Linked DNA regions of Mus musculus: region 2 is linked to region 1. A link is a loop called in an ENCODE intact Hi-C map of the cell type or tissue named here. Cell type or tissue: left cerebral cortex. All regions are shown on one strand.

What was found. A loop is a pair of places that touch in the nucleus more often than their neighbours do. Peaks named below come from ENCODE experiments on the same cell type or tissue, not always from the same donor. Only the 100,000 strongest peaks of a DNase experiment are listed, where the experiment ranks them.
Region 2: it touches region 1 in a loop (2.4-fold over the local background); 6 of 42 quality-filtered maps call a loop at or near these places.

What each region holds. Positions count from the first base shown.
Region 1 is chr2:153,992,991-153,997,990 of GRCm38, forward strand. It overlaps Bpifa6 (BPI fold containing family A, member 6), which reads left to right. Exons shown (of 11, transcript NM_001080811.1): 10 at 218-260. Among named protein-coding and RNA genes, the nearest start is that of Bpifa2, 13 kb to the right of the region's middle. In left cerebral cortex, a CTCF peak has its summit at 2,996 (motif pointing right); a DNase peak (open chromatin) is centred at 3,013.
Region 2 is chr2:154,155,665-154,160,664 of GRCm38, forward strand. No RefSeq gene overlaps it. Among named protein-coding and RNA genes, the nearest start is that of Bpifa5, 4.4 kb to the right of the region's middle. In left cerebral cortex, a CTCF peak has its summit at 2,971 (motif pointing left); DNase peaks (open chromatin) are centred at 2,778 and 2,923.

The DNA of each region.
Region 1 (5,000 bases):
GTCCACTGCCTCTCAGTCCTCAGCTGTCCAAGGACAGAGTCTCAAGTCCAGAGTTTTGAAACAGAGTCGTGAAAGCCATTCCCATCTCCCAGTCTCTTTTCCTTGTCTGTTCTTCTCATTTGCAAAGTTGGTGTCAGGTTTGCAGCAGACACAGAGCCTGGCACACAGTAGGTATACAATGACTGTGAGTTTTCTGGTTTTGTTTTGTTTTTTCCAGAACAAAACCTTCCCGGCTTCTTTTATCAACTGGCTGTTTAAAAGTAAGTTTTCCTTCTCGTATCTACCCCAGAATCCCACAATCCTACCTCTCTTTTTGGTGTTGAATGTCCTTTGGGAAGGGCACTGAAAATAAATATGAAACCCTGAGCCACAGGACCTATGCCTGGGTAAGCCTTCTTGATGCTGGGCTCCTGGAAAGTCAACTCTACAGTATTACAGTGGGGTTCCTGAGATAGTCCATTCTAGAGGGGTCATGTCTAAGTGGGTCTCTAGGACAATTCACTGATTGCTGCTAAAGAGAAATTCTTGGAGTTGTCCAGTTCTAGGTGGCTGGTGCCTTAGAGGGGCTCCTGAGTTATTTTATACTTCAGTTATTAATGTTTCTATGACTGTGGGATATCTACCTTATTGACCAATGTTACAGGTAGGTTACTGAGATAGCTCAATCCATAGCAATTATGATTACAGTGACACTCTGACACTTTCCTATCCAGAGTGATTCTTGTTATAGAGGGATTACTGAAGAAGTTTCTTCCATAGAGGGAAGTGCTAGGCTGGAGTTCGTGGACAGCTTACTCCACAGAACAGCCATCCCAGAGCTGGGAATTAGCTATGGGCTTAAATCCCAGTTTGGCCAGTGTCTTAGTTACTTTTTTTTAATGCTATGACCTGAAATAAGCAATGGAATGAAGGAAGGATTTATTTTGGATTGAGGGTACAAATCATTGTGGTAGGAGAGGCATGACAGCAAGAGCACGGGGGCATGTTCAGTCTGTGATCAGGAAGCATAGGCAAATGCTGGTGTTTCTCTTACTTTCTCCTGAATAAATCCTGCATCACAGCCTATGGAATGATGTGTGACACATTCAGGGTGGGTCTCCATTAATTCAGCTTAGAAACTACTTCCTTGACAGACCCAGAGGTGGCTCTAGACCGTCATGTTGATTAGTGTTAATCACAGCCACCAACTTACCGTGTCCCTTCTATCAGTCCAGTTCTCCCCCTCTCTGGTCTCTGTTTTCCCATCTGTTAAGAAGGCTTTTAACTAAGAGTATTGGGTGGAGAAGGGGACAAGATCAGATGCCAGAAGAGTTTCCAAAAAAGCCCAAGCCATAACAAGTCTTCCTCATGGGGGCCAGTGTCTTCTAATCTCTTTGCTGTGAGATGCAGATGCTCAGTGGCCCCCCTACCCCCATTTCCTGTAGGATATTGATAGGACCAGGCAGGACTATGTAGAGATGTTTAACACTGAGTGACACTGGAATTCTCTGACCTTGGTTGCCTCTGGCCTTAACCTTATCTCCAGTGATTGCTTATAGCCACCCCCTACCAGCCCCTTCTCTAGAGCTTGGGCTTTCACTCACAGAAACTGACCAGGAGAAAGCATCCACAGATCTGTGTGTTAGCATGGAACTACTTCAAGTAGGCCCACCTGTAAGAACCAACCAAAGGCATGTGCTTGAGAAGCGAAGGGACAGGACAGTGAATGGCCTTCCATTTCAGACAGTAGACAGAACTTACAGTCCTGACAACCCTTGGGGTCATCTGAAGCTGATGCTGGATCCATCAAGACAAATGGCAGTCAAGTAAGGTGTGTCAGCTAAGAGGTAGGCCCCATAGTTTAAACAGGAGCCAGAGGAGATGCTACACGAAGCCCTTAACCCTGAAAATTAGCTGTGCCTCAGCACCTGACACTCCTATCTTTTTGTGAGAAGCACACTCAAAAGATGTTTGCTCTGTTTAAAGCTTCACTGTGGGGTCTCCCTAGGGGGAGGGAGAAGGCCCAGATAGCACATGTCTAAATGTAACTCAAGTTAGGTAGTGGTGGCACATGCCTTTAATCCCAGCACTTGGGAGGCAGAGGCAGGTAGATTTTTGAGTTCAAGGCTAGCCTGGTCTATTCAGGACGGCCAGAGTTATACAGAAAAACTCTGTCTCAGAAACACACACACACACACATACATACATACATACATACATACATACATACATACATGTAACTCAAGGCTCTAACTTCCCAAGAGTCCGTCATGATGGGAAGTCACAGCAGCAGTCAGTCACATTACATCCACTGTCAAGAAGCAGGGTGGTAAACGCATGCTGGTGGTCAGCTAGTCTCTTATTGCAGCCCAGATTGGGGTGTCACCCATAGTAAGGGGGTCCTCTAACCCCAGCAATCAAGACAACCTCCTATAGGCATGACTAGAGTCTGTTTTCCTGGATGGTAGTAAATCCCATTGAATTAACAGTTAATATTATTGCAACATTTTTGAGTCCCAGGAAGTCAAAGTCCTGGCTTCAGAGACTAAAGAGTCCCAAGAACTTTGTGATAAGCAGCCACGAGCAGCCATGAGCCAGGCCTGAGGTTCTATTACTGCTGAAACCTGGGAATAAGGAGAGCACCTGCCTCACTGGGTGGCCAGGAGAAAAATGGAGGGCAAGTTTAAGTTCAGAACTTGGACAGTGGAGCAAGCTGTCTCTTCAGCCAGATGGTCTAACTCACAAGTAAGGGAAGGTCTGGAGCAAAAATCAGAAAGGGCAGTCACAGAGGCCGAAAGGGGAGGCCCCAGAGGCTCAGATGGGGAGCCCAGGGGGTGTGGAAACACGCACCTCTCTCCTGTTTCTCGCAGACAGGCCTTGAATGAGCAGGGTGCTGTCTTTCTCGCTCCCCCACCTCCCCTCGCCACCCCCCAACTATAGGGAAGAGCAAGTGTGGTCAAGGCAAGGCACCAGCCTGGGCTGCACTGGTCAAGGCTGGTCAGTTCCAAGATAGGCCACTAGGGGGAAGCCATGAGACTGCTAACGTGTGTTTTTTGGCATATGCCCAAACCTATGGGCTGGAGTCAAATTTCCTAGTTTCCAATCCCAGTTCTTTCGGCAGAATAGAATATTTAACCCCCCACGGTGCCTCAGTCTCTCCACTGAGGACAATGACAGGAATAATTCATTCATTTTTACTCTCATCAACCAGATCCTTGAAAAAGAAATAGTATATATTTATTGTAAAAAGTGGAGGCTTTATAATGGTGTCCCCATTCAGGTGCTTTGACCACACTGATGCCGCCCCCAAGTCCCCCACTATCCTCTCCTTCACCCAGCCCCAGCTCCTTTCTACTTTTACACATATACATGGATTTCATATGATTAAAAACCGATTAAACACTTCTAAGCTAAACACAATATTAAGAATAATTTTCATGGGATAACAGGACATCTGAAAGTGTGTGCACAGCGAAGGGAAGGATCTCCAGAGTGTAGTGACAGCAGACAGGACTCGAGAGTATCTTTGTCAGCTGTGCCTCCAACAAAGGGGTACTGTTGCCCACATAGAAAGATCTAAACTAATTAATTAATCCCTCACCCGCAAATCTTTCAGTCACTAAGTTAGCACGATTGTTGAACAAGTTCTCCAAAGGAGAGATACAGATGAGTGCGTATAGGGTGGACCTGGCTGCTGAGGAGACACCTGCATCTGACTAAGAAGAGCCACGGTGTTAGTTGAATGGTGTGGAGTAGGGTGGTTCTGTGGGACAGTAGAAAATCGAGAGGCATGTGCCGTTTAGTGAACTGATGGAAGCTACCCCAAACGACAGAGATTGTCAGTCAGGCCAATCCGTTTCGAGTTTGATGGGCAGCCGGACAGTGAGACAGACACACCTACTCAGTTGGAGGAAGGATGAGAACAATGGCCAGCAGGGATTGAGAGACCCTGACAGGCGCAAGGCCCTAACACACACACCTACCACCTCACTTGACAAAGCTGCCAAAGACCAAAGACTTGTTCTCCATTAGAAATGACAGCTGGCTTGACCCGACAGCATAATAAGCAGAGTGTACTCTGATTGGAGAACTTTAATGTGTTTCATTCAGTATTATAAAAGGACAGTATTACAGATTTTGTTGTACACTGCTGTTACATGTGGGGCAGTGTGTCTTTAAGTAGGGTAAAGTACTCTTTAAAAATGGGTCCTAGATATTTTTTCCTTTAACTCAAGTCTCTTACTGTTTAAATGATTTTTATTTTGTTTAATATGGAGGAAAAAGAAGCGTAAATGGACAATATATATTTAGAGAAAGATGGTTAGCTGTCAGAAAAATATGCAAATCAAAATCACACCAAGACTGCAGCACACCCCTGTCAGATGGCTGTGATCAAGAAAATAAATGACAATGAGTGGTGGTGAAGATGTACTAAAGGGAAACACACACACACACACACACACACACACACACACACACTGGAGCAACCACTGTGGAAATCAGTATGAATGGTCCTCAAAAACCTGAAGATAGAGCGGGGCGTGGTGGCATACACTTTTATTCCCAGCACTGGGGAGGCAGAGGCAGGTGGATCTCTGAGTTCCAGGCCAGCCTGGTCTATAGCACAGGTTCTAGGACAGCCAGGGCTACACAGAAAAACCCTGCCTTGATTAAACCAAACCAAACCAAACCAAACCAAACCAAACCAAACCAAACCAAACCAAACCAAACCAGACCAAACCAAAACACTGAAGATAGAACTTCAGTATTCCATTCCTAGATATATACCCAATGGAGACTAAGTCAGCAAGACACCTGCACAGCCATGTTCACTACTACACTGTTCACCACAGCCAGGCTGTGGAACCAGCCTGAGTGTCCATGATAAATGAATGGATAGGTAACTTTCAAGGTAAATGGACTCTGCTGTGTACATGCCTCACATTCTGTTTATTCATTTTTCTTTATGAGGTGTCCATTCAGGAGTCACATGGTAGTTCTATTTTCAGTCTTCTGAAGAT
Region 2 (5,000 bases), 160 kb after region 1:
AAGTTTTAAAAAAAAAATTTTTAAGTATGAAAAGTGTCCCAGGCCTGAGACTTATTCTTACCCTGGCCAACCAAAGAGTCAAAACACAGTATGCAAAAGACTGTCTCTCTCAATACGACTAAGAAGCCACACACTACAAAGAACAGAAGCTTACAGAATTAGTTGGGAAAAGTCATTAGACAATATCTAAAACAACAGTAACAACAACAAAAAAGAAAACTCTGGAAAGGAGGAATAATCCAATTTCCAAAGTGGTTGTATTATATTTTTAAATACAAGGCACGGGGATACAAGTCAGGAGCTGCAGAAATGGCTCACTGGTTAAGAACACTTATTGCTCTTATGAAGGACCTGATTTTGGTTCCCAGCCTCCACATGGTGGCTCACAACCACCTGTAACTCCAGTTCCAGGGATCTGATGACCTTTTCTGGCCTCCATTAGCATTGTGTACATGTGGTGCACATAAGCATATACAGATAAAACATTCACACATGTGAAGTATAATAATAATTGTTTTATTTTTAAAAGGTCTGAGACACACAAAGAAACAAGGAAATGTGATCCTACATTTGAAAAGTAACTGATGATTCCCCAGACACAAAGACTTAAATTTCTCTTTTGAATTTGTTCAATAAACACGGATCTAAGAAACTGTTTCTATCACTGTTCTATTGCTGTCTTTAAATACGGTGACCAAAGCAACTTATGGGTTTCAGAAGATGAGACCTTGATCGTCATGGCAGGAAGCATGGCAGCAGGCTCTGGAGCAGTACCCAAGCATGGCTCTGGAGCAGTGGCTCACAACTCATCCAAATGTTTCAGGAGACAGAGAGACTGGACTGGGTTTGGCATGGGCTTTTGAAACCTTGACACCTACCCGCAGTGACATACCTCCAATCAAGACAATGTCTTGCAAATAGAGAATATCAACACTATGGCAGGAGTCAATAAGAAAGAACCCCCAAACTCCTGGAGTTGAGAAGCACTCTGAGTTAGGTGAGCTGTTTGCTTATGAACCTAAGCTGTGGGTTTTAGAGGAAAGACCATAACCAAGAGGGAAGAAGGGGCATGAGATGCAGCTTAGTACTGGGGTGTTGGGTAGCATGTGGCAGGCCTTGTTCTAGCCTCAGCACTATATACAATAGAAACTATAGGAGAACCTTTCCTTTAGACTATGTCTCTCTGTGTGCTCCCAGACAGACAGGCATTCTACCATACCTGCCAAACTTTAATCACTTCTGCCTAAATGTTTTGTAGCAGTCTCTCCTCAACTTATCAACTTTGGTCAGCTGCAGCTTCCCTGTCTGGTGTAAGTTAATGTTGGTGTTTTTCCAGGAAGAAAAAAAAAAACAGAAACAATAAAAATAAAAATAAAAATAACTGAGAGAACTGGACACTGACAAGCATGCTCTGACGGGGTCCTTCAGGCTCAAAGGGAAGGGGAGTTGGCCATAGTGGAAGTCATGATGAGAAATAAAGAACACCCGACAGGCATCAATGGGAGGAGAGGTCCTATGAAGGCTCACTAGATACCCAAGTGTAGGGGAATCGAGGGCGGGGAGGTGGCAGTGGATGGGTGAATGGAGGAATACCCTCATAGAAGCAGGGGGAGGGAGGATGGGATAGGGGGTTTCCAGGAGTGAGGGGACCGGGGGACCGGGAAAGGGGATAACATTTGAAATGTAAATAAAGAAAATATCCAATTTTTAAAAAGGAAGTAAGAAAACTTTCTCAACTTAATTTACCACTATAATTGATAAAAGAAGATGATATATCAACAGAATGGCATCCAGTAATAAAGGCTTAACACTCATTTTCCATTTAAACAAATTAGGCAGTGTACTGACAGCAAACCTGGAGATGCTGTGAACTCAATAGTGGAAGCTATACAACTCAATACCACAGAGACTGTGGTTCATAATGATGCATCATGCATTTCAAAGTAAAACAGAATGTGATTGACAGATGTGCTAATTACCAATAAAATCATTCCACAATGTGAAAAAAAAAAACAAACAAACACCTGACAAATACATAGGTAAGTCTAAAAGATGGAAAGACTGGGAGGTGGCTCAGGAGGTAAGGTGCTTGCCTTGCAAATCTGTCTTGCCTTACATGAACTGAATCTTATTTTCCAGCTTCATACACATACATACACATGCACATACATACACACACTCACATATACACACAAACATACATACACATAAACACACACAAATAGACATAGAAGCATACACAGGCATAAACACACACAGAGACTCACAGATACACACATAAACACACACATGCACACACAAACATACATATACATAAACACACACAAATAGACACAGAGACATATACTGACATAAACACATACACAGACACACAGATACACATATAAACATACACACACAAACATAAACACAGATACACATGCACACATACACATTCACATGCATGTGCACACGTACATACACACATGCATAAACAGATACACATACATAAATACACACACACCTATATACATAAACACACACACATACACATTCACATACACAAAACTTAGCATGATTGCACGTACTTGTACTCCCAGCCTTGAGGAGGCAGAGATGGAGCTCTGGGACTTTGACCACCACTCCAGGGTAGAAGCTGGGAAATGTGGTTGTTTCGGAAATGAGTTTGTTCCATGAGCTGCAGCATCCAAACATCACCCACTACGATGATGGTGTTAGTGAGGAAAACTGTGAAGTCCTTGCTCTAGTTACATTTCTGATGCTGTGATGCAATGCCACTGATGCAGGCCAGCCACAGATGCTGAGGCGGGCAGTGAGGAATGGTGTTGATGACTGGGGAGAAGGGGGAAAGTAGCTTAAATTTTCTTTCTTTAATTCTTTGCTAGTCTGTGGCCAAAAGCAGCTGACTTCTGGTGATTAACTCCTGCTGCTAGCAGCAGGGGATTATGAAAAAATGCTTAGCTTCTCTCTGGCTCAAGCGCCCCCTGCTGGCCAGGCAAGAGGCTTGAAGTTCATTAACTGTGAACAGAGAAGAGGAAGAAAGGGAGAATTCAAGCACACACATAAACACACAGACATTCACACACTTTGACCAGACTCAACCACCTGTCTCAACAATTCCACAAGTGTTCATGCACACTTACACTCGTGCACATACACCTATACATGTATGTATGTATATACATACATATAGACAAACATATATACATTTGGTGGATGGAGCTGAGCCCCAAATGCCACACTTTATCCCTTGTCTCTGACCTTCTTATACCTTCTTAGACAAATGTTCTTTATAAAATTACCTCATAGATAAAATGTTACACAAAGGGGGAGTTACAGAAGGATGGCGATACTAAGTTCAAAGCAGTGTTTCATTCTATAAGCTCATTATAAGTTCTATGAGGAGGGGGCACATTCTATTTTTATTACATTTTCTGGCAAAGCAACTAAAACCATCATCTTCTTAAAATTATTTGAATCAAATCAAGAATGTTATGAAGTCATCAGTTCATCTAAACAGCATTAATTCATGAAAGTTTATCTTCGTGTTAACCTGCAGGAAATTTGCCCAATAGAGTAGTCTGAGGAATCATTAGGCTATGTGATAGTGGCAGGAAAGGCTGTGCCTCTCCAGAATGCACTCATTGCAGTCATATAAAATGGTGGGCCATCTCCAGGAAACTCACTTGCTTACCATAGCTTTTCCTAGTTGGCTTCTGTCATACCATGACCAAAGACAACTTACAGGCAAAAGTCTGTTTTGACTTTTGGCTACAGAAGGAGAGTCTGTGATGCTGGGGATAAGGGGGAAGTGGCATGGCAGCAGACAGCTGGGGCAGGAAACCAGCTGATCACATTTCTTACAACATGCAGGATTGAAGAAAATGAATTGCAAGTAAGATGAAGGTACAGAATCTCAAGGCCCACTTCCAGGGATGTACTTCCTCAAACAAGGATCTCTCTCTTTAAAGTTCTGTAACCTGAAGCAGTGCCACCAACCAAGGTCAAGTGCTCAGATACATGAGCCTATGGGGAACCCTTACATTCAAACAACCACAGCCCTGTGCAACATAATGGAACATTGTGAAGGTATTGGCACCTGACTGGTCTAATTGCAAAGGGACCAAAGACAGACAATACCTACATGAAGAATTTATTCTTGGGGTGATGACGACGTTCACTCTAGCCCCAAAAGAAGGTCACAGAGGAAGCTGTTCTCACTGTGCTGCTCCAAGTTCTGGGAACAGTCGATGTCTCCTGGATGACAAGCAAAACGTCAAGCTTGGACTCTGGGTTAGCTAGACTTTTCAACCATGATAAGAATTTTTTTTTGGGGGGGGGGGACCCAGCAAGTCATCCAAAGACAGGCTCATAGGCTCAGAAGGCAGAGCATTCTAGGAAGGGCCGAGGATCCAAGTGTAGTCTGTCTTTTAAGGTCTTGGGCAAGAAAAGCAAAAAGACTCCGAAGGTTGGGGCTCACGGTGCTGTTTACATCTCTAAGCCTACCCATGTCCAGACCCCTCAGTGCCTTCTGGAATGAAAACCTAGTTGGCTTCCCAGGGCTTGCTGTATTTTCAGTCCAGTCCTATCACCGGCTGGGAATAGGCTCTTCATAGCTCCAGTGACCACTGGCATCCTGCCTCATCTGTAGGCAGCTGAGACAGAACCCGGCCAGCTCTGGCTCAGTTCAGCTCTGAACAATGTGCATCACTGCCACATGATAAGAATTTTAAATGTCTGTTGGCACAACTTATTACATGTCTTCTGAACAAATGAGCCTTCTGTAATTATTATCATGAAAAATCAGATATCTGGTTCCTGGGTTGGTTGGCCTATCAGTTATGTGCTTTGATGCTTCCAATGACTGCTTTTAACCAAAAAGAAGTATATAGAAAAATCTGTAGGCAGATGCAGGTGAATCCCAGCTGTGGCTCTGACAAGATGAGTGTGTTACTATGGGGATGTTAAACAGAAAGGATTGCTATGGACCATCTGCTGAA